2 separate regions of the Mus musculus genome follow, and region 2 is linked to region 1. A link is a loop called in an ENCODE intact Hi-C map of the cell type or tissue named here. Cell type or tissue: left cerebral cortex. All regions are shown on one strand. Links, peaks and the distances in the headings refer to the core of each region. The heading gives the core; the rest is flanking DNA. Region 1 has its middle 210 kb from the start of 1700012I11Rik. Region 2 overlaps Zfat (zinc finger and AT hook domain containing).

What was found. A loop is a pair of places that touch in the nucleus more often than their neighbours do. Peaks named below come from ENCODE experiments on the same cell type or tissue, not always from the same donor. Only the 100,000 strongest peaks of a DNase experiment are listed, where the experiment ranks them.
Region 2: a loop joins it to region 1, with 4 times the contacts of the local background. A loop is called at or near these places in 4 of 42 quality-filtered maps.

What each region holds. Positions count from the first base shown.
Region 1 is chr15:67,428,282-67,444,161 of GRCm38, forward strand. No RefSeq gene overlaps it. Among named protein-coding and RNA genes, the nearest start is that of 1700012I11Rik, 210 kb to the left of the region's middle. In left cerebral cortex, for the core only: a CTCF peak has its summit at 6,218 (motif pointing left); a DNase peak (open chromatin) is centred at 6,210.
Region 2 is chr15:68,207,361-68,223,240 of GRCm38, forward strand. Zfat (zinc finger and AT hook domain containing) reads right to left here. Exons shown (of 16, transcript NM_001145888.1): 3 at 5,233-5,484. Among named protein-coding and RNA genes, the nearest start is that of Zfat, 44 kb to the right of the region's middle. In left cerebral cortex, for the core only: no CTCF peak of the experiment used is centred there; DNase peaks (open chromatin) are centred at 8,195 and 10,913.

The sequences.
Region 1 (15,880 bases), core at 2,710-10,709:
GAGGAATGGTCTTGGCCACTGAACGTTATCCTGGTCGAGGCTGTGATGGAAGCTGCCTGCCTTTATTCCTAAGTCTTCAGGATTATTCAGGCCTTTCTACCATTCTCAGGAACACATGTGGCTTATCATTGTCTTTGCCTGCCAGTGTCTGTTTTTTTCATGTGCTACAGTACCTCTGACATGTATTACAAGGTGCACCAAAATAAAGCTCTGGCACATGACCAGAGAGCCCTGATTTCTCTGACACTATTACAAAAGAAGGGAGGAAAGCTAACATAATCCTCGTCCCTGAGTCTACACTGTTCCTTCTGCTCCATTGTGAACTGTCTGTCATCTTTTCTTACTAGAATACCAGTATACACATTTATCACGTCAGTGCCTGAATGTTATGCTCTGAGATGCTTCCGTGTGCTCTACTTAAATTACAGCAGCAGGCTCACAGGCCATTACCAGGATTGCCACGTGGCTGAGCTTTTAAGAGCCTAGAGTTGTCCTCTAGCCTCTATCTGAACTCTGCAGGGAGCACAGTAGTAAACTAATGGGTGCTGGGCTGGCAGCTACTCACCAGAGCCCCATGTCCCATGCCCCTTTGGAAAGATTCATCCATCCCCGAGTTTCATGGTCAGGGATTACTTTTGTTTGTCAGTTGTTCTATTGGCTGCAATGTGGGTCTGCTGCTGTAGTTTAAGCAGAAGCAACCCAGAGAAAGAGGTGCCAGATGCAGCCACTGATATGGTAAATGTGTATTCTGGTATTCTAGTGAGAAAAGATGACAGACAGTTCACAACATTTATGTACATAGAGGTAATTTTAGAAGGATCCATTCCTTCCTCCATGATAGCTTTCATTTCTCCAGGCCACAGGCCGGAGATACCAAAATTTGGGGTTAAGATACCAAAACTCTATCATCCTCTTGGCTTATAGCATGCACTTCAAATCTTTCTCTATTTGAGCTATTGCAGGAATCTGATAGCTATAGACTTTTAGAAAGAATGTGTGCATTTGAGTGATGCCCTCAGTATGCAAATGTTGACAACACCTGGAGATCAGAAAAAGAAACTGACCACACCAGGGGATCAGGTGTCCCTGTGAGGCTAAATAGTCTGTGAAAAACTGACTTCTCTCGGGTAGCTTTGTTTGTAGGCTTCCCACTCTGGCTGCAGTGAGCTCCCTCCTCTTTTCACGAAATGTTGGTTGTTATGGTGATAGACAGAGAAAACAGGAGATCCTCAGAAATGACCAATATGAATTGTTGCCCACATCACTCATTTGCAGCCGAGCTGGAAAATCACATCTCACCATGAGCAAAAGATTCAACAGGGACAAAAAGGGTATCTGCTGAGGACTGGGGAATTTATGCTTCCTCTTGTCTTCCCGTGGTTGTTCTGATAAGGTCTGGAATCCTGTTATGGAGGTCAAGGTGGCAGAGAGAGAACCAGGTTCTTGATGGTGACTTGGTAATTAACATTTCCATTACCCCATCTTCAGAGTGAACATGTTGGAACCTTGGCATGGAGGAAGCTTAGCAAGAAGTTGTGAGTTGCCCAAGGTGTGTGGTCAGATATGGTCAGGGAGTTGGTACTGAGGCTGCTCCTCTGGCCTTTGACTTTAATGGTGCCTCATTGACCACCAGGCAATCTACTTAGTGCCTCATTCAGCTCTCTTTCTTATACCACTCACTCAGGCCCAGATGTCCAGGGATTGCAATGCTCACAGTGGGATGGACACGCCTATACCAATTAACAATGAAGAAAATGCTCTACAAATGTGTCTATAGCCAATCCAATAGGGAGGATCCCTCTTTCCTGTTATGCCTAGTTTTGTGTCAAGTTCACAGTACAACCTTTTAAACACACACAGATGCATACACACACAGATGCACACACACACACACACACACACACACACACACGTACACACACATATAAACACACTTGGACATACACATTCATGTACACATATTACCACCACCACATTCCAGGTATTCCACGATGCTTCTCAGGGAGGAATTAGATACAGTTCATATAGGGCAGTTGCCACAGAAAAGACATCTAACTCACCACCTTCCTTATGGCAAAAGAATAGGGATTCAATGCTCTCTCATTAAACAGTGCAGCGCCAAAAGCAAGGTATTCTGAGCCTAGCCTTTATCTTTGGTTTTGATGTAGTCATTCTCTTCTCCCCTGGAAGAAATGAGAAGTACAGGGTATTACCTGGACAATGGACACTCATCCTTCAGACACAGCCTCAAGAGAGCTTCTCCTGGTTGGGATGAAATAAAGTGCCAATCAAAAGACAGAAATGTGCCCTAGGCTACATCTTCAAGATGTGTAGTTGAAGTGGACACTTTGTTCTGGGCTTGTCCAGAGCTGGGATTTTTGTCGGCTTTCACAGACATGCTACCTCACTATGATCAGGGTACTCGGTGTCCTCACAGAGGCACATCCCACTTCAGGCCAAGGAGCCCATAAGCACAATCACCTGAGCATGACCAGACGGTTTAAAAGAAGCTCATGAAATGCGTCAGATTACATAACTGATAAGGAGCCCCAGAGACCAGTGGTGCCCAGACCTCCTTTTATAGCACCAGAAGGCTTGAAAAGCCACTGTTTCTTAGCAGACCTGGCTGGCACATCAGTGATTTGGGCACTCAGGAGACATACAATGGCATCAAGAAGGAGAAAAGCAATGTATTCTTCATCCCTAACAGTTTCCTGTTTGCACAAGACCTCTGCGTGTCCAGAACAGGTACTTTTGTGGTAAATTTGCTATCACATGTCAATTGAAACCACCTCCAACTCTCAAAGTGCCATAGTTGAGTTGGAGGAATAAGTCTCTTCAGCACCCTCCCATTCACCCAAAACTCTTGTGCACCAAGCCAGGAGTTTGGAGCCCTTCTTTGTAGGGTACACTGTGGTGAAGTTGCTTTTATGTGCTCACTTTCTTTTCTCTTTTCTGATTTTCTTTTCCTTTTTGGCTTTTTGAGACAGAGTCTCACCATAGTGCTCTGGCTGCCATGAAACTTACTATATAGAGCAGGCTAGCCTCACACTCACAGATTTCTGCCTGACTCTGCCTCTCAACTGCTGGGATTAAAGGTGTGCATTACAACGCCCAGAACGCTCTCTTCCTGATGCATTCGTTTACCTGGAATTCTTTCTTTAAGAGCAAAAGTTCAAAAAGTCCTTTGCTAATGCTCTAAAATAACTTTATATGATTTGATATTTAGCTATTGAAAATTGTTTTACATGTCAAATTATTTGCTATGTTTGTTTGTTTTAGCCAGTCCTACTACCCAGCCTCCACTGGCATTGGGTTCCATTTGTCTTCCCTTAACTTTCCTGTGCTGGTTTACAGGCACACACCAGCACACCAGACTATAGTTTAATTTAAAAAAAAAAAAGATTCATCTACTAGCAAATAAACATCTTAAGTTAACATGAGAAGATCAGAAAACTAACCACTTGTTATTCTCTTGAGTTGACACATTTTCAGTCTTGGTACCATCTTGATATTTTCTTTCCGTTGACAGCAGTATAGGGTAGACCCTTGTTAGTATCCTGCTCTTTAAACATATTGAGGGAAGAAAACTGCATAGATGGCTTGCCAACATCTGATGACTACTGCCACGGCACAGCTATTGATGTGGAATCAAGTATATACATCATCAACACACACATAACTGTGAGCTGAAATAATTATTGTCTCCTTTAAGTTGATTTTCACCAGATGTTTGTCACTGTGACAGAAAGCTACTACATCAGGGGTGATTTATGACCAGGCATAGCATATAGCCTTGGCAAAATGTTATTTCTTGAGAGGCTCAGCTCCTGGCTGATGCCTTTGAGGACATCATCTCATGTTGATGAGGTAAACCTCATCTTGTGTTGACCTATCTGACCATTGTGTGAATCTGCCAGGTGGTGCATCCACAGCTTGGCCAGGGTCTGTACAAAACAGACAATGATTAGTAACTGAACTGGAGCTGCAGCCAGAATCTACGGAGGAATTGGCTCTCAAAACATCCCATTATCATAGCCTGAGAGGTTATACCTAGTGATGAATGCATTTGCTAAGTAAACCATCATTGGTTCTAGAAAAGCGCTGTCTGCAGTCAAAGATGCTATGGGAAGGAGACCTCCTCAGTCATAGCTGCCACAAAGACTGAAGCCCAGGCACAAGGCTTTCACTCACTAGATGAGATGTGATAAACTGATTATGGTTTCTGTAGCCTTTTCTCCATGAAATGGGCACATGAGTCAGCAGAGATCTACATGTAGTTGGTGCTGGATACATAATTAAATGAAGCCACTGATTGCAACTTACCTGTGCCAGTATCCGGAACACTTATATTTTGAATAAACAAGTAGTGAATGAGTGGATGAATGAATGAATGAATGAGTGAGTGAGTGAGTGAGTGAGTGAGTGAGTGAGTGACTAGACAAGTTCTAACATAAGTAGGTTTGGTAGATCATGATTGTAATGTGGGACATTGAGATGGGAAGATCCTTAAGCGTTCTAGGCCAGATTGGGCTACATAATAAACTCCCAGGTCAACCTCAGCTTAAGAGTAACTATCTCCATGTGACATGGTCAGTCACCAATACAATGGTCAAGTACACGGTGAAGAGGTGAAAGAGAAAGACAAGAGGAGCTGTTTGTTCACTATGAAGAAAGACTAAAGTGGAGACACGAGAATAGTGAGAAACAGCCTGATGTGAGTATCCTGTCCTTGTTGCCAGAGGCCATGGTGATGTTCAGGCCCATGCTGCCACAGAGTATGGGTCCATGACTCTGCATCAGTAGAGGTCTGAGTTGATACTCATGGCCCATGTTACTTCTTAAAGCCATTGGAACCTCTCTGCTCTAGGCTGCTGCTTGGGGCCATGTGGATGTCCATAGATGCACAGAAGGAGACCCTCCTCTCACCTGGGCTGGAAAGCTGGCATTGGTGGTGCAAGTATAGAAGAGCAATTCAGCTACCACCCAGGCCCAGATCCAGGGCTTTGAGTTGGCCTATTCAGATATCGACTCCATCCATAAAATGCTGGAGCTCATGAAGGGACCAGTCCTGCAGAGCCAAAGCTGCAGGTTCTCCGTGACACAGGGTAACGACAGGATATCCAAGAGGAGTCTCAGTGAGGGTACAGTATTGATGATGTAGCAGAAGCCAGAGGCCTTGAAACAGACCAATGACCAATGCCTCATTGCAATGAACATTTTTGCGTGCCCGTGCGCATGTGTGTGTGTGTGTGTGTGTGTGTGTGTGTGTGTGTATTTCAGGTTCTTAATCACCTAAGCAGTATTGGTAAGGGTTCCATCTGATGGAATCAGTCAAATTAGATGTTGGCTTGTTACTCCCAGAAACTTTCTGCCACCATTGCCCTAACATATCTCATAGGCACAACAGTATTGTAGATCAAAGCACTTGTGGCTGGGTTTGTGTTTCTGTGTCTCTTTTGGTAGTGTACAGAGTACTACTGTACTGCAGCAAAGATGCCAGAACATAGGGATTAAGGCTGTGTGTTAGACACCAACTCAACTTCATGTTCCCCGAGTTGTATTGGTGTTGTCTTTAGCTGTCAGTTTGTGGAGAGCCAACTTCTCTTGGCAACAGCCTGGGTTGTGTGCAGGTTCTCATGGAAACCTTTTAACCAACAACTCAATTAGATGTAAGCCAATCATAGTACTGGGAGCTTCATTGAGTGACAGGAGATCTTCACTTGGGGGTCTCTCTCCCTGTTACTTGGATATTTTATTTACATTGTCTTCATATATGCACATATTTTAGGAGGCTTCTACTATAATAGGTTTCCCTTCAAATGGTCCCCCTGTCTTTCCCATAATCCCTCCTTTGTCTCCCTCTCTCCTCCCCCTCCCAAGTTGATTCTCTGGTTCCATCCTTCCCCCCTATCCATCCATAACCATTCCATTTCCCTTACCTAACAAGATCTACCCGTCCTCCATAGTCCCTTAAAAGAATGGAACTTTAAGATGTTTGTATAGGTAGTAAATTCTAGTCAGGCCTTGTTCTTTGAGACTCGGAGAGTCAGTGTATCTGCCCAAACCTCAAGCCAGGACTACAGAAGTAATATGTGCTTTGAATGGATGTGTGACTGACCTAATTGAGGAGGACAGTTAACATTCAGGTGTCAGCTTCCAACTTGTCCAAAGCCTCACTGTAGCCACTGGCCAGAGTGCCTGCTCTCTTGCGCCACCTACTGGACCTTGTGAAAAATCACTGTATAATTGCCAGTGCAAGGCCTGGTGCTAGGTAGTAAAAAGAAAAACCAAATTCCACAGAATGAGGACTCATGGTATCAAACAAAACCTTTAAGGTGAGTCTTCTCTTTTGTGTCAAAAGTGATGACTATTAGATGCATTAGGTGTTTACAAGCTACAGCACCAAACTCTACAAAACATGAGGTCAGCTTTTAAACAATAACTCTTCAGAAAAGATACCTAGCTTTTGGGATTTTTCTGTTTCGTCCTTCTGAAGGAATATCAAACCAACCCCAATGATTTTTTTTTAATTTTAGCTATTTTATGGTTATTCTTATTTATTAATTCTCAATCTGAGGGGAAAAGCAGTTTTGATCACAGTGTTCTGGACTAAAACTTAAAATGATATATTGCTTTAACCCTATATATGCATTCATGCACATATGCATGCATTTTAAATATACATATATACATCTTGATGTGATTTCCATGAGATTTGTGGAAGTTGACAGATAGCAAGACTGAAGAAAGGAATTTTGGTGCATGTGGAATCAGAGCATGAATGAGTCCAGCAGGGATAGGTGGGGTTCAAAGGGGACCACTGACCTCCATTCTGGCCACCTAGTCCACAAAACACATGGTGTGTTCATTTCTTCAAAAAGTATTTACTTTATTCCTAATGGACTCTGGAGAATAGTGACAGCTGCTCTCCTGCTTCACTTCCACTGGCTCTCGGCCCTGACTCTGAACTTACATTGCAAAGAAGTCCCTACTAGAATGCCTTTTGATCTTTCTAGTGATGCCCAAAGGCAGACATCTCTGACCTACCTGGTGACTAGTGGCCAACTCATATGGTCAGGAAAAAATGGAGCCTATGGTTAACCATAATGCCAAGTCTACTGTCACTAATATCACCCAAGTAATCCCTCCTTCAAAGTTCACAGTCACCATGAGTGTAGTTATAATGGTTGATGATGCAGGTCTGTTTCCACCCAGCAGATGATCTGCTGACACTGTGCACTCTTTGATCTTCCTCATAATTGCATATCCTGGACACTCTGCTATCTGATGAAAAAATATTCTGTTTGGCATGTGTTACTGTAGACCCCTGTCAATGTCCACTGAATAAATGAGTGACTATTAGTTACTAGGGAATTAGATAAGTGTAAATTAGTAAAAGAAATGGGTCACCTCCATGTTCACTAGTAAACAGTTTTGGCATGAAAATAAGAACTGAAATTCTAGGGGTGATAAGAAAATATAACTCCTTTGATTGTGTCTGAGATGCACAGTCTCATTATCATATATTTTATATCTTAATATAATTGATCACCTAATTGAATGCCTTTAAAAGTCATACTGTGTTTTTAAGTGCTTTTCTTATGCTTTTAGAAGGATTATAGATTATGAGAACAATGTCCTCAGGACATTTTCTTGAGGTCTCTGTATTCACCCTGTTATTTTTTTCTTCACTAGCATTTTTCTAATTTCATTTCTGTTGCTATGATACATTATACCAACAAAGAGCAACTCTTTTGGAAAAGGGTTTATTTTGGTTTACCCAGGTTATAGTTCTTTTTTTTTTTTTTGCAGTGATATCAAGGCAGTGCTTTGAAGCACATAATCATATTACATCCACAGCCAAGAACAGAGAGAAACAATGTATAGGTCTCAGCTAACTTACTCTGCTCTTACACAGTTCAGGTCCCAAACTAGGGAAGGGTGCCTCCTATTCTCAGGCTGGATCTTCCTTAATTTGGTAAAAAACCAATACAGTCATTCACAGACTTGTCCATAGTCCCATCCGATGTAGAAAACCCTTCACTGAGACTCTTCCCAGATGGTTCTAGGTTGTGTCAAATTGATAATTAAAGTTAATCATCACAAGCAGTTATCTTCTGAAAGCCCACTGTGCTTCAGGCCCTGTTACTGACTCTACCATGAATATATTTTCCTTCTTCTGTTCTCTTGAAATTATTGCAATGTGGTGGTGAAGTTTTCCTTCCTATTCATATAGAGGTATCTGGCAAAAGATAGCGTTGACTTGTTCTTGCAATCCTAAAAACATATCCCTTCCTTTCTCTATTGGACTTCTCAATTTCATTTATCATCCAGACATTGCTGTTTTTCTCTACCTGCCACACAATAGTCTTTTTGCCTTTCCTTCTGGAACTTTGTAACAACATCTGATGATATTGCCATTGAATATTTCTTCCAGATCATACATTAAGCTTGTATAAAGCTAATCTCATAAAAAGGTTCAGCAAAGGACAGTACTTTTCGAAAGAACATTCAGATTGGTGAGAGATACAGATGTGTGTATCCTCAGGACATTCTGAGGTTAAGGTGACATCACTATTCCATAACCAAGTGGGCAAAGAAATAATTTAGATGTAGAACAGGGTCTCAACATGGAGGAGAGAACTATGAAAATGAAGGAGTTATGGCTGAGTGGTTGATTGGAGACAATGTGAAAAAACGATGCTACTGTTAGTAACAGTGCTGTTAAGAAAATAACCCTTGAGTTGGTATAGGTACAGGCACAAAGTTCATCAGACAGTATGCTTGCCTTCACATCTCATACCCTTTAAACCTTCCTAGTCAGACAATAGAAAGTAATGTGGCCATTGGAAATGACATTAAAGGGACCCTGATCAAGCCTTCTGTAAAATGGACTGGACAAACTTCATCATGGGAAGACCTTTGATGTCTTGATTCAGAGAGAAAATCACTTTAGTACTCAGGTTTGTGGTGACCTGCTCTCTCTAAAGGAGGTGAAATCCAAATAGGGACAGCTACACAGCTAGGTACTGGAGACCTCTAAGTGATGAGGTCAAACAGTGGCATTGAATCAAGACACAGCCTGGCATGATGAAGGTTGTGCTTAAGGGGAAAAGCAATTCAGAGCCCTCCATGCCACACACACTTTCTTATTAGTCTTAGCTTCATATGACACCTAGTGAGATGTTTAAATGTAGGCACTCTGAGTTTACAGTGAGAGAGAAAGAGGGGGAGGAAGAGAAGAAAGGGGGGGAAAAAAGAAGAGGAGCAGAAAGCAGGGACTGGGACAGAGAGACGGAAGGAAGAAAAAGAGGGAGAGGGAGAGGGGGACTATAAGAGGTTAATGAGTATTTAAATACACAGTTGTGTTTTCTGTTTGGTCTCACTGGAAAAACAGAGTAAATTATATTTTCCGAAGCACTGACTTGCAGGCTATAATTGGAAATGGGCGTGTAGAGTATGGTTCAGTTGCTGTGGCCCAAGAAACAAAGGAGAAATCAAATACAGGAAAACAGAGGGGGGCTGCACCAGTCCAGTGTGGCAGAGAAAGCAAGTGGGGAGCTATAGCTCAGAGGCAGCCAGCTTTTCACCTGGCCTTACTTCTCTTGGGTCAACTCTGCAGGTTCTGTCACATTGCTGGAGCCCTCGGTTTTTGGGAGAAAATGAAAATAATGTAACGATGCTTCCCATGTATTATCCAGAGTTAGTGAGATGCTGTTGAGGAGAGAGGCTGCAGGGTGTCAGAACAAAATAGGTACCGGATGGATCCTTGTCCTCAATAACACATTCATTCAACCCTCATCTCCTTTCTTTTAGAATTTCTCTGCTGTTTCTAGAAAAAGATCTTAATGAGATGGTATCCTTTGCTCATTTGTAATTGTATGCTGTTTAGATCGTATTTTTGTTAACTCACTTTCCTTCCATTTACATTAGCTCAATAGATGCATTGAAAAACCGAGAATAACTATGACCCAGCACATGCCACCCTCCAAGAGCTTAACCCACACTGAGAGAAACAAAAGCCAGTGAGAAATGGGCATCACAATGTGGCTATCTGTCACGACTGGAAGAGACCTCTTCCACCTCAGAGAGTGTTGATGTTGTACACAAGAGGTAATTGATTGCTTTCAAGGTCAAAACATGATAAAGAGACCTGAATCTGCTCACTGGACTTGCTGCCTGCTTGAATGTTCCTCAAAGTCCTGCATCCTACCTGCTTGGACCAGACTGTCTCGTATCTTCTGCTGTTCAATACCCAGTGACTTGCTATTCTTTATGTCAACACCTCATGTGTACTATACCATATTGTGAAGAGATGTGAGGTTGGAATTCTCATCATGAATATTCTCCTATAACCATTAGGAGATGGCTAAGACTCCTAACTATCTTGCCTGATATCTTTCTTTCTTTCTTTCTTTCTTTCTTTCTTTCTTTCTTTCTTTCTTTCTTTCTTTCTTTAAAGAAAAGGTTTCTATAAGAACACACTAAACTAGCACACCCATATGAAAGCCTTTTCCTTCTTACTGATGTGGACAGTCTGAAGGAGGCTTCTGAGAACAAATGAACCATCTACATGCTCTCAATACGGCACAAGAATTTTCTCCTTTCTGTTGCTAATCTTTATTTCCAATATTCACACTCTGTCAATCATTCTTGAAACAAATTCCAAATTCATTTTTTATCTCAACCATTCTCATAACACCCAAATTATCTCAGACACTTTACTAATTAAACATCCAGGAATTTGCCTTGTTATTAATTTCAGTTCTTCCACCTCTAAAGCATGATGGCAACCATTCTTAATCTCTTACCCTCAGCCACCAACCTTTTACACTCTTGCTTGTCCACTTACGTACTCAGAGATGGCTTTCTCCGTGCTTACCCATCCTGATGCCAATTTTGCTTTTCTAAAAGAGCCAATGAGCAATGAGTAGCAAATTCTTGGGATGTTTTAAAGTCTAAACTAAAATTTTCTTACATACAAAACTTAGGTTTTACAAACAAACAAACAAACAAACAAACACACACACACACACACACACACACACACACACACACACACACTCTCTTTCCTCCCCCCCCCCCCCACACTGTTAGATCCTTGGAGACTGTATCAATAGAATGTGTATGCTACAGTAGACTATGTAAGCAGGCTTTTGCTCCTAACGGCTACTCCTGCACTTAGGAGTGAGTGTCTCTTTATTCATTGCCCCAGGCTGATTCACACGCTTCACCCTAACCCAGGCTCGATGCTACTGTTCATAAGCTGCCCCTCTACATGGAAAACCTCGTTATGATGCTTAACTCCTACGAATTGACTAGGTCATAGGGAACCCAACTATTTAGCCATGTGTTATTCTTGGTTTATCTACTGCAATAGTTCTCAACCTGTGTGGATTGTAACCTCTACAGGGGTCACGTATCAGATATCCTACATATGAGGTGACTTATATTATAATCCATAACAGTAGTAAAAGTGTAGTTATGGAGTCACAAGAAAATAATTTTATGGATAGAGGTCAGTACGCCATGAGGAACTCTATTGAAGGGTCACAGCATTAGCAAGATTTAGGACCACTGATGCATGGGGATGTTTTGGGATGAAAAAATACATTTGAGATGGTGGGCTGCTGCAGAGATTTCTCTCCCCCATACAGGGGTGCCTTGTTCAGTCAGTTTATGACCTAAGGGAACAAAAACAGAACTCCTGAGAGCAAGTGCAATTTACTCCTGCTGGATAGCTTTGATCTAGGGCACTGGTCTTTCCTGCTTTTGCACATGAAAAGAGATCAACACTGTCCCTGGACCTGCTGACCTCTAAACAGAGCTACACTGTCTACTTACCCAGACCTGCAGCTGCCTGACTGAAATCCTAAGACTCTTTAGCTCTCAGAGGCACCCAAGAAAACTTATGGCAAATCAGAAATGAATCTTTGTCTCTCTGTCTTTCTCTGTCACTGTGTGTCTCTCTGTATCTTTGTCTTTGTCTCACTTCTCTCTTCCTCCTTCTCTGCCTTAAACTTTCCCTTAATTTCTGATTCTTAGAACACCAATAGACATATCTCCTTTTTTTCTGAGATAGGCAAACGTTAAGGTAGCTCTTGGTTTTCATGACCTGTGTGTTTCATTCCCTTGTGTATGTGGTAGTGGCTTGTGACCTTCTTTTGAACCAGAGAATACCCAAAGGTGATGTGACATAAGCCATGATGACATTATATTATTTTACACAGCCCACTTTAGTAAATTTATTCACCTAGCATGTATCCTTGCAAATGACATTGGCACTAATACCATAGTAAAAATGATTTTTCTTGAGAGAATATACAAATGTCATGCCTCCATTTTCCCTTTTGAACTTACGATAGTATAATGTGTCTCCATGCATATGTGCAGTGTGTACAGGTATGTATGTTTAAGAATTAGATGCTAGCCTAGAGCTCCACCCACATCACTTTCCTCTTGATAGTTTCTAGCTTTGTTCTGGGATTCTAGAAGCTGCATAAGACACAGTCTTTAAAGAAGTATCTGGGCTCAGAGCCTTAGGGAGGACAATAATTCTAGGCCTGCAGGGTATAGCCTGCTTTGAGTAGGAAGACACCACCCATTCTGGTCACTGGTTAGATTGTACAGCCCCAGTAACTGTCACAGGGAGATTTTTGTTGTTAATGCAGAAGTAAAGTTCCCATTGTTGCTAACAGATCTGTGCTGTGAGATGTCTTCAGGCATCAAAGACCTGTCTGCACTCCAGAAGAAAGGGCTCTGGAAGCACCCTTCACCCAGGGACTCTTCTGCCTGACTATGGAATTGGTTCCAACCTATCTCAGGGATCTGGAATCCAACCTGTTTTGTAATGCTCTATGCTCTAAAAATGAGGAACTTAGACTTTTGTCTCTTGGCTAATGCATTCATTTCTTCTCTGCTATGGCTTCTTTATCTGGCAACCTGAGATGGTAGTAGTAGTAGTCTATTTCTAGGTGTGAGTATAAGAACAGTGTCAATATCAACCAAGGTTGGTTTTAACTTATGGCCACTACACCATCACCGATTTCTGCCACCCATTTCAGTGATCATCAGCCTGTTCCATTACCATCAATTCTGATTCATTCCTGTTGCTGTGGCAAACCACCCTGACCTGAAGAATCTTAGGGACAAAGAGGTTTAGTTCAGCTAACAATGTGAGGTTTAGCATCCATCATTGTGGGCAAGGCAGGAACTGCAAATAATTATTCATATTACATCCACAGACAAGAGCAGAAAACTAGTGCATCACAGGCTCACTGGCTTGCTTGCTTGCATGTACTAGGCTCAACTTCTCCATTCTTAAAAAGCTCAGAATCTCCTTCTGAGGGAATAGTGCCTCCGACAGTGGGCTGGATCTTCCCATATCAATTACCTAAATCATGGCAACCACATATGCTCAATGATCAGCCCAATTTGGATAATCCTTTATTGAGACTCCTCAGGCAATTCTTGATTGTATCAAGCTGATGAAGTTAACCACACATCTGTATGCTCCTTTGTTGTTTCTTTCTCTCCCTTGGTGATTCTGGCTTCATCATCTTCAAGTCAATTTTGATAAGTGCCTCCTTTGCTCAAAGCACACTCCATATTGCCACAGAGATCCATGCAGTTTCCACTGATGCATGATGAAGAGTTTCAACAGGCCTGGAACAGATGCTGATTATATATGCACAGACCAGGGAGTGGCACTATTAGGAAGTGTGGCCCTGTTGGAGTAGGTGTGTCACTGTGAGTATGGGCTTTAAGACCCTCATCCAAGCTGCCTGGAAGCCAGTCTTCCACTAGCAGCCTTCAGATGAAGATGTAGAACTCTCAGCTCTGCCTGTACCGTACCTGCCTGGATGCTGTCATGCTTCCTGCCTTGAAGATAATGGACTGAACCTCTGAACCTGTAAGCCAGCCCCAATTAAATGTTGTCCTTATAAGAGTTGCCTTGATCATGGTATCTGTTCTCAGCAGTAAGACTCTAAGATAGACTCTCTGAGCAGAGATGCTGGACTGACCCTTAGCTGCAAAACAGCAGTTCAGAAATTTTCAGTTGACTCAGTGTCCTACAGCTGCCCATGGTCTGGGTCTCCCTTCTCTTTCTAAAAGTAGTCTACCAAATAAGGAAAGTGAGCCAACATGTGTGTGTGTGTGTGTGTGTGTGTGTGTGTGTGTGTGTGTGTGTGTGTGTGTGTGTATGTGCATGTACGGAGGATTCTCTGTTATTATAAAAAAGAGTGCTCTTCTGTAGATAACCTGGAATTATCCTGGGTGGCATGGAAAACAGATTTCTCCCCATGTGTTGACCAGTCACCAGCGTCAACCTTGGAGTTCAACTTCTCCTAGCAGTTGATAAAACTCCAGAAATGGGAAAACCCTTTCCTTATCTCTGTTGTTTGAGGCCTTTTCACCCCTTGGTAAAAAGACTTAAAGATAGTTTCTGAGTTATACCTCTTCCTCATGAACGTCACCCATGACATAATTGATATGACTCCTGTGCAGAGAGTGATGTGTTTTAGTTTTTACTTTTATAACATGTAGAGACAGGTGGTCCTTCTGTTGGCACAAATCAGAACCATGCCATCCTGTGCTCTATTGCTGACTGTGGGTGTAAATTATTTTGGAAACCAACCAGACAATGCATATTAAGGCTTTGCCAGATTTTAATGTCTCTTGTTTTGACAATTTCCACTCCTAGAAACTCATTCAGTGGGGGAAAAAGTAGAAATAAATATATAAATCTCTCTCTCTCTCTCTCTCTCTCTCTCTCTCTCTCTCTCTCTCTCTCTCTCTGTGTGTGTGTGTGTGTGTGTGTGTGTGTGTGTTTGCATCTCTGGCATGTGGTATTTGGTAGATGTTGTCTAGATTTTGGTGAGTAAAAGAAAAGGGAACTGACTTACCCCACAATTGTGTGCCATTAAAATAATGAGTGAGTTGGAAGGACAGCTGATGATGCAGCACCCATAAATAACATTTGTAACAAATATTTAACAAATATGTGGGGAAGTGATTGTGCTGGGGTATTTACTGAAAAGGCATACATATACACTCCATGTGAATCTCCATTTGGACTTTTCACATGTGCCTTTGCTTAAGAAAGACTCCAGCGGGAGAGGATGAGCTTAGTCCTGCTGCGAGTTGATGTCCCAGATTTGACTGTGAGGTTAGGAGGTCCTGTAACAAAGTCTAGGCGTCTTTGAACGTGACAGAGCCTTTCTCAGCTCTGTTGTACTTAGCTTGGGAGGCTTGGGTTTTAGTAACTCAGTGACCACCAAAGCCAAACCAAGACAGAGGCTTTCAAGCTCCCAGATGAGAAGAATGAAATTCAAGGATCACAGAGTTCTAGCAAGAAGTATTTTTCATAGGGAAATTGAGTTAGAGAGATATACACAGAAACAGAGATGGATGAGAATGGGAGGTATGTGTGTGTGTGTGTGTGTGTGTGTGTGTGTGTGTGTGTGTGAGAGAGAGAGAGAGAGAGAGAGAGAGAGAGAGAGAGAGAGAGAGAGGAGCTGTTCAGCAGGAGTCCCCGGCAGTGGGTTACCATTTAGAAGCATTGTCTTGAAGTTAATAAGACTTTAGTGATGGAGGAAGGGAAAAAGAGGGTTGAGGTGTGTTGTGGTCTTCACAGTCTCAATCATATCCTCAGTATGGTTTTCAGGAAAAGGCTATTCCTTTATGGAAAGGGATTAGGGAAGACTAGACCTCCCTTACTGGCACCTCCAGTATCTTGCCATGTATTAACCCTGGAGCTCACTATATAGTACAGGCTATCTTTGAACTTTCAGGAACCTGCATACTAGACTCCCAAGTGGTGGGATCATATTAATTTTGGCTTAGGGGTTCCTGGCATCTATGGCCTCTGGCAAGA
Region 2 (15,880 bases), core at 3,726-11,725, 780 kb after region 1:
AACACTTAAATAAATGTTCAAAGTATTTAGTCATCAGGGAAATACAAACCAAAACAACTCTGAGATTCCATCTTACACCTGTCGGAATGGCTAAGACCAAAAACTCATGTAATAGCATATGGTGTAGAGGATGTGGAACAAGGGGAACACTCCTCCATTGCTGGTGGGAGTACAAACTTGTACAACCACATTCGAAACCAATTTGGCAGTTTCTCAGAAAACTGGAAATAGTTCTACCTCAAAACCCAGCTATACCATTCCTGAACATATACCCAAAAGATGTCTCACCATCCCACAAGGATATGTGCTCCAGTATGTTCATAGCAGCCTTATTCGTAATATCCAGAAAGTGGAGACAATCTAAGATACCCCTCAACTGAAGAATACATTTTAAAAATATGATACATCTGCACAATGGAATAGTATTCAGCTATTAAAAAACAACCATCATTAATTTTGTAGGCAAATGGATTAGACTTAAGGCCATTCGATAAGAGGGAATGCCTGATACTGTACACCTGGCTACTTATCCCTTGCTTGAGAGCTTACAGACCCTAAAGGAGAAACCACTACGACCATGTCCCTAAATCAATATATCTTCTTGCTATATTCTATACACTTGTTTTTATATCCATGGGAAAGTGTAGCTCTCACCCCTCATCAAAGAAGCTTCATTTTGCAGCAGTTGGAGGCTGCTATTGAGATGTACAACTGATCAAAAATGCAAAGAACAAGTGACCTTGAGGTGCTCACCCTCAGTTACATATCTACAGTACAACTATAGAAGATGGGGACGAAATAAGGGATGGGAAGAGGCAAAGGACCAGGATGCCTGCTGCAAGCAGTATCTTTTAGACATGATAGACATGCCGCACCTGTGAAATCTCAAAACTACGGTTGCCTAAAACAACATTCATAATTACCATACCAGGTGACGAGCCAAGAGGATGGTGGAAATGTTCCAAGCCTCACTCCTAAGTGAAGAGCTATAGGCAGTTAGGAAACATTTAGAGGGGGAAAATCAACTTTCTCCAGAGACCTCCAAATAGCTTATCCAGTCTCAAGTGGTCAGCCCCAAACCTATATATATGTATATATGGGTATATATATATATGTATATATATATATATATATATACACACACACACACATATATATACATACACACACACACACACACACACACACAAACACAAATACCACGTGTACATGTATATAACAATAATAATTATACAAGATGAGGGCATGAGCCCCAAGACAGAGGTGAGGGAAGAGTTGAAAAAGAGAGAAGGAAGTGTAAAAATGATGCAAATATCATATACTCATGTATGAAATTCTCAAAACAATAAAAAGTTGTAAAGATATGGCTCAGCGGTTACAAGCATACACTTCTTCCAGAACACGACATCAGTTCCCAGTGCCCATGTGCGACAGCTCACAACTACCTGTCACCCCAGCTGCAGAAGATCCCATGACCTCTTCTGTCTCCAATGGGCACCCACATACATGTGGCAAGTATTCACAGACACAGGGATACACACACACACACACACACACACACACCAGGTACACAGTCACATATAAACAGGAATAAAATTTTTAAAACTCTAAAAGTGTATCTGCTAGACTGTAAACTGCAAGGAGATCTCAGAAGAGTCCTGACAAGATGTATTGGGCCAAGGGTGGAGTAAGGTCTTTCCTCCTGGGCAGTGTCACAGGCATATTACCTGTACTCATAGAGTCAGTTATATTTGCCTTCTCGGGATTTCCTGTGTTGTAAAAAGGAAACCACAGGACGAGGGAGCCAGCACAGTCAGTATCGTGCTTACCTTGCAGGAACGAGGATCAGCGTTCACCCCAGACTCCACAGTAAGAAGCTTTTTCAAAACACAAGCAAGGCAGCACTCTTAGAATGTCAGTAATGGACGGCAAAGACAGGCAGAGCCCTGGGCTTCTCTGGCCAGGCAGCATAGCCAGCTGACAAAGTGAGCTTGTGATGCCTACTCTTGGTTGCCAACTTGACTATATCTTGAATAAACTATAATTCAGAAATGGAGGGCAGGCCTGTGAGAGATTTTCTACTTGGTCTGAAGTGGATAAATCTACTTCTATCCCTGATCTTTGAGGTAGGAAGACATAAGCCTTTGACCTGGATCTTGAAGTGGGAAGACATGCCTTTAATCTGGACCACACCCTCGGCTGGAAGCCTATATAAGGGCATGGAAGAAGGAAGTTGTTGCTCTTTGCCTGCCTTCCCTCACCTGGCTAGCACATTCATTTCTTCACTGGCACTGGCATCTACTTCAGGATTCCAGTGTATACAGCAGACCAGCTGAAACACCCAGCCTAGTGGGACTGAGCAACTACCAGATTCTTGGACTTTCTGTTCACGGGTAGCCACTGTAAAATCATTCCATACAGTCTGTGATTCTAGAGTAGCTTGGCTAATACAGAGCTCAAAGCCACTGAGAGATCCTGGCTAGTTGACAGACACTGAAGGTCAATAACTGAGGATCTCTTCACCTTCCCATGCCTATCTGTATACACATGAACACACAAACACACACACACACACACACACACACCCCAAAAGTTAAAACATCCAATGCTGTTCCTAGACCTTTACTGGCCATAAGTTGGTATGAGTTTTCTATGGAGAAATGTACTAACGAATTTTTGACTAGGCAGACCTACCGTCAAGAATTTAAACACATGCACAGACACATACATAAAGACATTGTACTAAGTTGTTTATAATCCACAAGAAAAATAGTAACACAAGTTGTCACTGACTGTGCCCTGGCTTCTCAACACTGGAATATGGGGACTGAAGATGCCACAGTACCACATAACAAGGTGTCAAAATAGAGATAGGTTCTAGGCCAGCTATATAAGGACTTATTACTGTGCCCCAAAATCAGACCTAGGTCTGGGAGGCAGAAAGGAGAACTCAGTATGGCAAAAGACTGAAAGCCCTGATCCCAAGCATCTTCAGAAAAGTTGGGGGCATGGCAGGACAAAGATGTGGAGCCACGGCCACCGGCACTCACGGCAGAGAACTAGTTCTCGAAGGACCAGCAGAAACCAGAAAGGCTGCCTTGGCCAGAGCTGCTGAAGGCGTAACAAGCATTAGGTAGGGTGCAGAAAAGAAGAGAGGAGCTGTAGGTGTTTGTGCATATGTATGTGTCTGCACATAGTATGTAAAAAAGACAAGACACCGGGGAGATGGAGAAGAAACACAGAGAGAGAACAGCAATGCCCGTAACCCACATCAGTGAATTACAGAGCCAGGGCTGTCTAAGTTTCAGCTTCAGAGGTGGTATGACCTTACCCTAAGCAACTTCTCCCTAAAACCTTCCAAATGAATTTAGGTTCCAAGTCAAGATACAGACGCCTCCCTCCCGCCTAAACACTGACATCTCACACTGAGGGACAGCAGCCAGTCCACTGCTGTGTCAGGGTTCTGTTAAGCACACAAAGTGGCAAGAGCCACAGGATCATCTCGGGAGCTCTTCAGGGAATTGGAAAGATGTTTTAATCAGCTGCCACAGGTGCAGGCAATGAGCCTCGGCCACCCACCTGAACACCTGTTAGTATAAATTGATGAATTATTTAATAATCCATCCTATCTGTGCTGAGATTTTGCGTGCCAAGCATCTTACTACATCAGTGGGAGACATTTACAGTACAAAACATTTCAAAACAGCAATTCAAGAGAGTGGCCTGGGGTCAAAGGCCAGGTCCTCTTGTTACCTAACAGACAAAAGCAGATTTCTTTGCTCTTCAGTGTCGAAGTGTGCTGTCCTCAGAACACAGAAGGACAAACGTGCTAGAACGAGATGGAAAGAACAGCTAACAGCACTAATGTACACTGGGTCTTCTGACACGGCGATTGCTATGCTAAGCTCCACAGAACTCCTGTCTCGCTTAATACTCAAAGCACTCACACGAAAGAACAGTTTTTATTCCTGAGTTATCGATGACGGAACTGAAGCTGCAGCAGGATAGCAAAGCTGGGGCAGAGTCAGACGTGACACATGCTGGGCCTCCCCATAGCACACTTTGCACAGCACAGCACAGCCCACCTTGAAGACAGAAAAGAGCCCGAGCATCAAACAACCCCAGGCCCACAGCAGGTGCCCTTGGTGTAGCTCTGCAACTCCTTCCAAAAGGCCCTCTGCAAATGTGCCATGGAATACCCACTCCGTGTCATGCTTGGGGCCACTCTCAGCCTCACTTTATTTGCTTCAGAGTTGAAGTCTAGCCAGGAACATAGCCAAAGGAAGCCCATGCTGTTTTATCTCCAAGAACAGCCGGTACCGTCTAGCAGTCTAGTCTTCAGTCATCAATGACCAATCAGCGTGCTTCTCTATGCTCTGTCTTTCCACTGAGATATCACCTTTCCTCACACTCAGGATTGTCCAGGTCCACTGTGCTCACATTAGAATGAATGTTCTTGATGACCGCCCTTCTGCCCGCCCACACTTTGCTTCAAGCTCCCCAGTCTCCCAACACATGAACTCACCAAGGTAGAGACAAGAGTTTTACCACTGCTATAATCCCCACATCTCCTCCCTCACCAGCATGCCATGGGTCTGACCTACTGCATAACATCTTCACCTCAAGGACTACTCTAAGCTCAGTAAGAAGCCAGTGAACCAGAAGGAGAGACCCGATCAAGCACACAGCACTCACTCCCAAGCAACAAGCCTGAAAGCAGGTATTAGCTGTCACCGCTCGTGATAAAAACCTGGCATGCAGCGCTAACCTGCATCTCCCTCCTCCTCACCCACTAACCTGCATCTCCCTCCTCCTCACCCACTAACCTGCATCTCCCTCCTCCTCACCCACTAACCTGCATCTCCCTCTTCCTCACCCACTAACCTGCATCTCCATCCTCCTCACCCACTAACCTGCATCTCCATCCTCCTCACCCACTAACCTGCATCTCCCTCCTCCTCACCCACTAACCTGCATCTCCATCCTCCTCACCCACTAACCTGCATCTCCATCCTCCTCACCCACTAACCTGCATCTCCATCCTCCTCACCCACTAACCTGCATCTCCATCCTCCTCACCCACTAACCTGCATCTCCCTCCTCCTCACCCACTAACCTGCATCTCCCTCCTCCTCACCCACTAACCTGCATCTCCATCCTCCTCACCCACTAACCTGCATCTCCATCCTCCTCACCCACTAACCTGCACCTCCATCCTCCTCACCCACTAACCTGCATCTCCATCCTCCTCACCCAGATTCAGCACAATGATGCAGATGTGCTTGCGCAGCTGGCGTGTGTTGGAGAACTTCCGGCAGCACTTGCTACACTCCAAGCTGCTGGGGGCCAGTCTGCTCCCTTCCTCTGTAGCCAGGGGACCGTCCTCACTGGGGCTCACGAGGTTTTCTACCACCTCCTCTTCAGTGCTGGGCTTCTTTGTGGAACCCTTAGGCCTCCCTCTCTTTCTCTTCATAACCAAAAACTCTGTAAAAGAAACAACAGGGCAGGAGGCAGTCACATGCGGGGACAAAGCAGGACAGTTACACTTAGCTTCTTTGTGTAGGAATGGTCATGTGTTTTATTAAAATAAGAGGTCTGAAGCAGTTCCCCAAATTACCAGCTGCAAGCATCTTTAATGTTAATGTCAATGTATCTATCTACTAATGGTAATTGATTTTGCAATATCCTGCTTCAAGACTATCAACTGGACAAAACCTTTGCATGTACTCCTTCAATAAAGCTGGAAGGGGTACAAGTTCATATTGTGGCTGGAAGTACACAAATCCTGTCCCTTATTAATCCCTGCTTCCACGTGAACCCAGAGCTCAGAACGTGCTTCAAGCTTCCTTTGCAGAAGGGTTTCAGGGACTGCTGAGAGGAACACACTCCTAATGAGTTACACAACTATTCTGATTATGTCAAAGACTCAAATTGTCCTGGCAAAGAGGAGGAAAAAATATTATAATGTAAAGCCACAAATTATAGGGCGAAAGATAATAAAATATTTTTCAAGTTGCCTAGTGACCTGGCGATTTTTAAATAGCATGATCAGAACTGCTTCAGAGTGAGTTCCAAGCCATGTTACAAAGCAGTCTTGTCCACTAGTGCGCATCATGAAGACACTCATCTACAGACTGACGATGGAATGAAGCAGGGAGTGGGTAGAACTGCACATGCAATCATGTGAACTGGGACTCATACAGTTCTATGGATGCAATATGCTGGGGAAAGACTCTGAGATAGTCCAAGAAGGGGTGTGGCCTCAGACTAATGACACCCCCAATGCTAGAGCTGTCACTGGACAACCCTTCAGGGTTGAGGGGTCTAGGGTTTGGCACCATCTTACGTGAAGGCTTGGTTGTGGAATGAGGACTCTTCCTGCTCTCAATAAAGATGAGGCTTGCAAAAGGAAACACCAGCCACTTTATTCAACTTGTGGAACCCTTTAATTAAGGGAGTCACCCAAGCCCACGAAGCAGGGAGGGAGATGGGAGCAATCTGCAGGGCAGAGCTGCATGACTGTGGCACTCTAGCCAATGCAACAGACCTCAAGCATTCAGGGACACTGCACACTGGAATGGGACAGGAAACTTCCTGGGAAGGGAGCACCCTGTAGGGCAGAGCCTCTGCAGAGATACAATGCCAACCGCAGGTCAGCACTGCCTGAGGATCCAGGCTACAGCCTAGGTAGTCTGGACCATTTCAGACTTCAATCCATCTCACGTAAGGCATGTGGGGTGGGTTGAAATGGGAAGACACAGTGAATACAGACATGAAGACAAACTAAGAGACAGGACAAAGAAAGCAGCCAACATCCCAAAGCCCTTTGGTCCCCTTGCCAGCCCTAATTCCCACCAAGGACAGAGACTGTGTTTGAGAAGGACCAGGCAACTGAAGGTTCAAGGAAGGAATCCAGTAATGGAATAAGAACAAAGCCTTTATGTCAATGTCTTGCAAACTTCTTATTATTATTCTTTACAGCAGCCTGTGCAACCTGAAGGAACAGCAATTAACATCCAAGAAGCAGCATTAGCAGAATCTATAAAAGACCCACCTCACACCCACCAGCTGCACGTGACACTGAAGTCTGTGGCCCAGCCCTAACCCCATGGCTAGCAAAGCCCTATTGCGCAGACAGAAGCTGCTCTCTGAATGCTCTGAGCATGCAACTATGTAGTCAAGGCAAATTTCACCCATGGAGAGGTATGGCCTTTGCCCTGGGTGACCTAAAGGTCTTACGTCCTTCCTGATAGGTATGTCTATGACTGCCTGAAAGCTTTGACTTAGGTGCTATGTGAAGGGGACTTTGAAATATGACCCAGAAGCTCTGACCTCCAGATGGACGGGAGGGAAAGGGCTTGGAAATCTCAGGAGGGTAGAGGTCACACAAGAGCAGTATTGTCTTCCAGACTGAAGTAGAGGCTGGGTGCACTGAAAGCTAGAGTGACTTCCCGAGTGAGTCTTGACCTCATCGGGCACCAAGGACAGGAGGAGGTGATGAACCTGGCCCTGGGTGAGAAACCCAAGGCTCCACTGTGAGCCATCCTAGTCTCCTCCACAGTCCCACATGGAGGCTCTTACTGTGTTCTGTAAGTTTCTCTAGCAAGTAAAACATGAGGAAGGTCACAACAGTCCACCAAACTGCAGCTAGCCATTCAAAGGCTCAACTGGGGCTGGTGTCTTGTGGAGAGCTGTGCCCTCACCTGCAGGACTGGTAGACTCAGTGTAAACCCCATGCTTTGACCAGGGATTTCCAGGCACTTCTGCGCTGGGCTGGCATGTGCTGGTGACACACAGTGGGAGCACAGCACAAGGAGAAATAGGGCCAACTGTCTGTGAGTCTCTTTGCCAGTACACTGGGTGCTCTGTGCAGGCAGAGTCCTCCTCCTGATGATGCCTTACGTCCCTTAGCACCTCAGCCAGTGTCCTGACCCCACAAAGCCACATGAACTGAACTAATGAGCAGTGTGGGATCTGGTGCTTAAGGAAGAAATAAAATCAGCCCTGAAAGCTTCCCACACACAACAGCGACAAAACTAATCTTCCGTCCTCTACATCCATAATTCAGATCCTCGAAACCAATTAGTTAGCTAAAAATGAAATATTCATAAATGAGCTTGGAATAATTTAAGTTCTGAAAACAAGTTGCTGCTGTCAACTACCCACATTTTCATGAAGAGCTGTGAATGCTGGAGCGGGGAAGAAAAGCACGCAGCCTCAAGTCAAACCAGAACAGACCTGGCTGGGTTCCTCCTCTGCTCCTCCCTGAATCCCTTGCCGCGGTCTGCCACTGAGCTCTGGTCATCTGTCCTCAGTGACTCTGTCCACTCATTTCTGTTCTAGCCTTCTGCTCCAGGTTCTTCCTGCCCCTGTCCTTTGTCTCCATATCATCTCCTAGCTCTGGAACAGTCCATTGTTCTGAACAAATCTGCCCCACCATCCTCAGACAAGGTACTGGGGAACACTGTTCACCAGGCATGATGTATCCCTTTGTCTTCTCAGACGTGGAGCAGCTTTGAATAGTTACACTGTCCAGACCCTCCTAAGATTGAGGCTGTCACCATCCCTAAAAGAAGGGAGGCTGGACAGGGCTATTAACCCTCTCTTAAGATTCTGGCCCACTCCACCCTACACAGATCTCAGGAGGTGCTAGGGTACATGGAAGGCAACAGACTAAAGGAAGGGTAGGCTCAATCTATGCAATTATAGGAAGGCTGTCACCCATGCAAAGTGTGACAAGTTGGTAAAGCAGCTGTTTTTAGGTCATGCTTGCCCCTGTAAGTAACCCCTCCTCTGTGCTCCTACAAGTGAGCCCAGGAAACTCACTGGTTCACCAAGATAGACCTGGATGAAAGGATGTCTCTGGTATGTCATTATTCTATTCTGGGTACACAGATATTGGTCATGTCTCTCTAGAAAAGGTAGCTCAATGCTGGGCTTTCTCCCCTTTCGCACAAAACACACACACACACACACACACACAGGTGTGCATGCACATACACACAAACACACATGCCTGCATCCATGCATGCACACACAGGGTTGGGGGGGGGGGGGGCACCCACTCTGTCCTCTGCTTCCCCTTACAGTGTCCAGTGCAGTTGCTCAGAGTTTGATGAACATGCATATATATCCCTGTCTTCCCATCCGGCCCCTGCACCAAGTCCATTTCTTTCCCTGCAGATCAGACCCTAATGCACATCCTAGAAGGTGGCCCCATCCAAATCTTAACTCCTTCTCTTGGATGCTGCCAACAGCTAGTGAGGCAGGACCAGCCATGAACTCACTAGACTGTCACACCCACTAGTACATTGAATGTGGTCTCAACTACAGTTCCCTATGTCCTTTTCCTCTCCTCCTCCTTCTACAAACCCTGAAGCTTGAGCTGCCTTTTAATTCCTGGTCTTGCTGGTTCTTAAAACAGAAGTGGAGAGGTGTCAGCAGGTAAGAAGCAAAGGATCACCAGGTGACAATAGCCAGTGAGGCTTTTGGAGAAGGAGCTGTGCCTTGTGTTTTAAGTCTCCAACAAAAGAAGGGGCCAGAGTCATTGTGTATCTGAGCCCGTGAGTTCAACGTTCTTTATCAAAAAAAAAAAAAAAAAAAAAAAAAAAATCACCGTTGTAAATCCAAGGCCAAAAGTCCTGGCAAAGAAACAAATAATCAAGGGGAAGTTTTCAAAACAAAACAGCCCAACAAAATAAAAAAAAATAATAATATAGGCCTTTTCTTTGTACATCACTCAAGTTTATGAGACTCTCCGCTAGTCTCTCATTTTATTGTTTAAAAAACAAAAACAAAAAAACTTCGTGAGATGTGTACACCAAACATAATTCACTCAGTAGGAAACAAACCAAAGACCCAGAGATGCTCGGGCACTTTTTCCAGAACCATTTGCTGGACATGTAGCGCTGGAAAGTGGGTGTCTTTATTCTCTACCAAAGACCTTACTGCTGAAGCCCCTCAGGGCTGACTAATGATAGTCAGCTGTAAACATCTGGATGGACCCAGTGTATAGTACAGAGAAAATTCCTTTGAGTTGAGCAGTCCTGGATACAAGCCTTCCACCTCAAGTTCCTCAGCACACAGATCAGTTTCCACTATACAGAGCCCCTGTTATAGATGTGGCCACTGTAACAGTAGGCAGTGTACTCAAAAATGGCTGACAGGATGGCAACTGTATGCTATTTCCCTATAGCCATAGCATTCTGAGTGGCAGTATCCTAGTTAAGAAAGTACTACAGGTGGAGGTGGCACTGCCTTTAACCTCAGCAGTTAGCACGTAGATCTCTGTGGGTCTGAGGCCAAGCTGGTCTGTAGAGCTAGTTCTAGGAGAGCCAAGACTACACAAGGAAATCCTATCTCAAATTAACAAAAAACAATGAACTACCTTTCCAACCAGGCTATCATTAAATAACGTAGCTCTTAGATGTGCCTGCATCCCTGTTCACTCTGACTCAATGGATGTACTTCCTTGATTTCGTCTTTTAAAATAGCTCACACCCCAAGAAAGCAAAGTGGAATTAAGGTCACACTGACTTTATCATGGCCACCCAGTGCTCTTAGATGGCAGCTTGGTCTCTAGTCAGTATAGCTCCAGATACTGGAAAATCTGGAAAGACTAGCATTGCGGGAGCCCTGACAGTCAATCTCCCTGACATTTATTTCCAAAGCCTAGGAAGCAATAGGGGAGACAATGAATTATTTATCAGAACCTGGAGAGAAGGAGCCTTTCAGGTTTCTGCACAATGCCATACTCCTCTGTGGGAAGAGACTGCGTCCTGTTCTACCTCACAGCTAAGGCATCAGAAGGCAAAGGCCAAAGCTGTTTCCGCCCTGCAGCTTCATCAGACGTACTGTGGAAAGGACAGCCATGGTGACTCATGCTGCTGTGCATACACCACAGACACCGTGCTGAGCCCTGCACAGGCTCTCCTTCATTTACTCCCCAGGGATGGGACCTCGGCAGCACTATCCCAACTACACAGTCAAGAAAACAGAAACATGATAGACAGATGGCTCGGTCGGTCGTTAAGAATATTTGCAACTCTTACAGAGAACGCAAGTGTGTTTCCTGGCACCCACATCGGGTGGCTCACAACAACTTGTGACTCTAGTTCTATGGAATGTGATGTCCTTTTCTGGTGTCTGTTGGTACCAGCACACATGTGATGCACAGATATACATGCAGGCACACATACACACATACACACACATAAACACAGACACATACACACATATAAAGCAAAATAAATATATTTATAGGTTAAAAAACAAAACAAACAAAAAAACCACATTGAGGCTTGCAAAGATTAGTTAGCATGACCCAAAGTCACAGGGCTAGGCAGCAGCAGAGGTAGGGTTTGAACAGAAATGACTTAGTCAGTGAACTTCATAACAATGTCAGAGCAATATGCTCATACATCATTGATAATGGCTTTATCTGTAACAAATATCCAGAAGAGAAAACATTAAACAGGTTTCAAAGCTGGGACAAATGGCTAAGGTGTTTAATTAACATATCAAAGCAGGCACTGGCCATCAGATTCCCCCTGCATCCCTCAGACCCTAGCTTATTTTTTTTGCAGGGTTCTCCTGGCTGATATACCCTACCACCTACCCTAAACTTTTTCAGGCCAGGGGCTAGAATGTTATTCCCTATACAATCCAACCATTTTGGTTACCTGCTCTCTTTGTACTTTTGGGTCTCCTGGCTTTTGTACCTGGTTCCCCTCTCTCCCTCCCCCTTCTCCTCACAAGGCTCGGGGTCATGACCACTCTGGACTCTCCCAGACAGTCTGCCTCTGGCTGTTGTATCCCTTTTATCTATAATAAACCTCCTCCACCACACCTAGCAGCAGTCATGTCCTTCCCTTTTTATTTATTGTTTTCACTTATTTGTTGCTGAAACCTGGGACCAGTCATGTCCTTCCTTCCTTCCTTCCTTCCTTCCTTCCTTCCTTCCTTCCTTCCTTCCTTCCTTCCTTCCTTCCTTTCTTTCTTCCTTTCTTCCTTTCTTTCTTTCTTTCTTTTTTTTACATTTACCTTGCGCCAAACTCAGGACCAGTCATCTTCTTTCCTTCCCTTTTTTTTTAAGTTTTTTTTCTTTTCTAATTCAATAACAGGTCTAACATTTTTGACATCAATTTCCCTAGGAAGCCTCCTTTTACCCTCAAGCCAGAGCATATAATCTCCAGGCCAGACTTAGCACCTCCAAAGCACGCAGCCACTGTATTCACAGTACCTCTTACGTACCTGTCATCCACCAGAGAGGAACAGCTCACAGGCAGAGCACTTGGGACCCCTCAGCATCTAGCATAGCAGCCAAGCACAAAGCAGCCCCAGGGTCAATGGGTGGTGAACACAGAAGTGGAAAGGAAGGGAAAGATGAAAAGGAAAAGAATACATTCCCCTTGAGGGGTCTGCAAAGGGCTAGGAGATGAAATGCTGCTCTTGGAAGACCCATAACTTCTTCAGTAAACAATGACCCAGCTCTCCATGCATATAGGACCAACACAGCCAAGCACTGCATATCACAGTCTCACACACACACACACACACACACACACACACACACACACACACATATACACACACACCAAGGAGAACGAGCTTGATGTTTGATCCATTTGGCTATTTTGTCTTCTGGATCACAGCTTGGAGCACTGCCAGAGACTTAATTTGCAAGAGGGAGGGAGTGAAAGGTCATTTTGCAGACCACATCCTTGGTGAACAGGAAAGATTACAGGGCTATCAAATAAAGCAGAGGGCTTAGGAGCCTTCATGTTATAAAGGGAGAGAAAAGCAATAAATCAATTACTACTCAGCTAAAATTTTAATTAAACCATTTCAAGTATCTCTCAAGTTAAAATGAATTGTGAAGGTTAAACCTGGGTGCCAGCCTTAGAGAGAAGCTAAGCCTGGACAAGCTTCAGACGTTCACAGAGAAACAGAAGGACGTGGGGGTCCTAATAAAAGACTGGAAGAAATTTTCTCATTGTAAGAAGGGGGTTTTAATTAAAGTTTTAAGGAATACCTTTTAAAATTAAACTATACAAGCAATCTATTAAACACAAAAGGACAAAATGTACTAGAGAAGAATTTAGTCAAAAGTCAATTGCATCAAAGAGGGAAGTGACAGGGAAACCAGCGAGGTGGTGACTCTCTGCCGTCCTGTGCTGCTGGCCCTCCTCAGCATAATAACAAGGTTGCTCTTTTCAGGGTCACCACTATCCAGGACCAACTTTAATCCAAATACCAGAGCTAAGTGAGTCCAGAGCATGATGAAATCTCGAGGTATCCGCTCTTCATTCACCATAGGTACACTGCATGTGCTACCTGCCTGCTAGTCCTTCCATGGTGACCTTGGTCATGAGAGTAACTACCCAAGGATCACAGCACTTATGCTCAAGCAATCTTTATTCTACTTACTAATGGCCGGAAAGTGCAAGATTAGCCATGCTGACAATTTTATTGTAGACTATCATCTTAATTGTTCTGTATAATGTTATTGTTGCTAACCTCTCACTATGCTGCATATGTATGGAAGGCGGAGACAGGTGGGTCCTGAGAGTTTGCTGACCATCTAGTCAATCAAAATGCTGAGCTCACAATAAATGAGAGACCTGTCCCAGAACAATATAACAGAGAGTGACAGAGGAATACATAACATCCTGGTAGACACACAGAGACAAATACCACACACACACACACACACACACACACACACACACACACACACAAACACGCACCCATTCAAAAACATTAAACATAGAATTATGTAACGCAGCCATTCCATTCCTAGGTACATACATAAATGAAACCACATATGCATGTGAAATCTGTGCATCAATGTTCATAGAAGCATTATTCACTATAGCCAAGAAGCTCAAAGAAGCTAAATTGTCATTAATGATGAACCAATGGATAAAAGTATAGTATGTCCGTGCACTGAAATGTCATTCATTCATGAAAAGGAATGACCTGTCACATGCTAGCACATAGGTAAATCCTGAAACCAGGACACTAAGTGAATGGAGCCAGACACAGAAGGCCACGCCTTATGACTCCTGTTCATATGAAGCATACAGAGTGTAGACATTCACCAGGACACATCCATCAGTCAGTGAGTGCCAGGACATCAAAGGAAAGGGAAAACTGGCTGCTTAGGGGTGCAAGTGTTAGTTTGATTTGGCTTTACAGTGATGAGAATGTTTTAGAACTGGGTAATTGTAAAAACATACATATTTTGACCGTGGTTAAAGTCATGGAAATGTATGCTCCAAGGCTGTTGACATGGTAAAATTTGATGTCAGTGTTATCTCAAAAAAAAAAAAAAAAAAGTAAGTTAAAATAGAATTAGCCATCTAAAAAATAAGTCATAGAAAACTTAAAATGCATAAAAGAGACAAAACCATAGGAAACACTACAGTGACTATAAAGACAGAGAAAGCCTCACACATGCTCAGCTTAGCAAGCTTCAGGCATGTACTAATGGATAAGTAGCATTTTTCTGTTTTTTTTTTTTTATGTCTGTGGTATTTTTCTATAGAAAATACATAATTCACTTAACTTTTCTTGACAGCATATCTCTTCTCTCCAACTTTTAAACAATGCACCATGAACACTATATATTGTGTATTTATGCAGGCTCTGCTCTGGCAAAGAGAGAGTGTACTCATTTAGAATTTTAACAGGTCTATCAGAATGCTCTGTGAGATAGACTGCCCATTAACATTATACCAGGATCTAGAAGCTTCTATTTTTCCATACTTAAAACAATGAAGAATACCAGTATATCTTTAAAAGTTTTCTCTAATTTGATAATAAAAAATTAAAACTATGTATAATTTTAATTTATATTCTGTTGGTCACTAATGATGCTTCCTGGGTACTGATAGGTGGGATGGAACAGATCCTGTAAGAGAAAGGTGAGGCAGCAAAGCCAACATCAAGAAAACAAAAGATGACAACTTCAAATGCCAACACATTCAATGGCACTTGAGTAAGAGGATTCACTGTGTACCAGACCCTGTGCTGGGGAATGGCCCAAAGGCATCTTTGGGAGAAGGGAAAGAGAGTAGCCCGGGCATAGTTAACACATGGCCGGCCGGGGACATTGCTCTGAGACTCAGAGTGGAGTTTTAGAGCCCAGAGGAAGGGGCCTTAAACCCACACATGGCTAATGCCAAGTCCTCCTGGGTCAACCCAAACTGACGAAGGCCAAGAAATGTGCAGGAGTGAACTGGACAAAGCTATCTTTCAGGAGTGAGCATCCCAGGCAGAAGGCTGACGTCTGCCTTCTGCTAACTGCTGCTTCTGTAGCAGCTAGATCTCAGGTGAGCAAGGGGGGAGTTGGGAATCAGAGACCAGTTGTGGAGGGCCACAGCCAAAGACAGATCATACTATGAGGAAGGAGACCTGGTCTTGTGTGTATAATGGCATCGTTAGGTAAGAAGGGAAATGGCAGAATTCAGAATATACATCTCACAAGCACACCCACACAGTCCTCCCTGTAAGTGCATAATTTTTCCCGTTCTTGCTTATAAAAGAAACGAAACTATAAAATTGTTTTCTGTTTGATTCATGCTCCGTTTCACTGTAGTAAGAAGATCTTAAGCAACACTGATGAAAAGGAACTAAAACCTTTGCAAAAGCTTCTCTCGCATGCTGGCCATGGTAATCCACTGACTCCTATCTGCTGGGTGAGTTCGATGAACAAACAACCCTCTTCCCTGAGTTGATGCCTATTCAACCCAAACCGGCAAGGTGTTTCTTAACTGGAACCTGTCCTGCTGGGATGCCTCTCTAAGCAGGAAAGCACTTCTGTGAATGGTCTGCATCCTAGTAGCTCCTCGATGGGGTCAGGCAGGGAAAGGGTGGG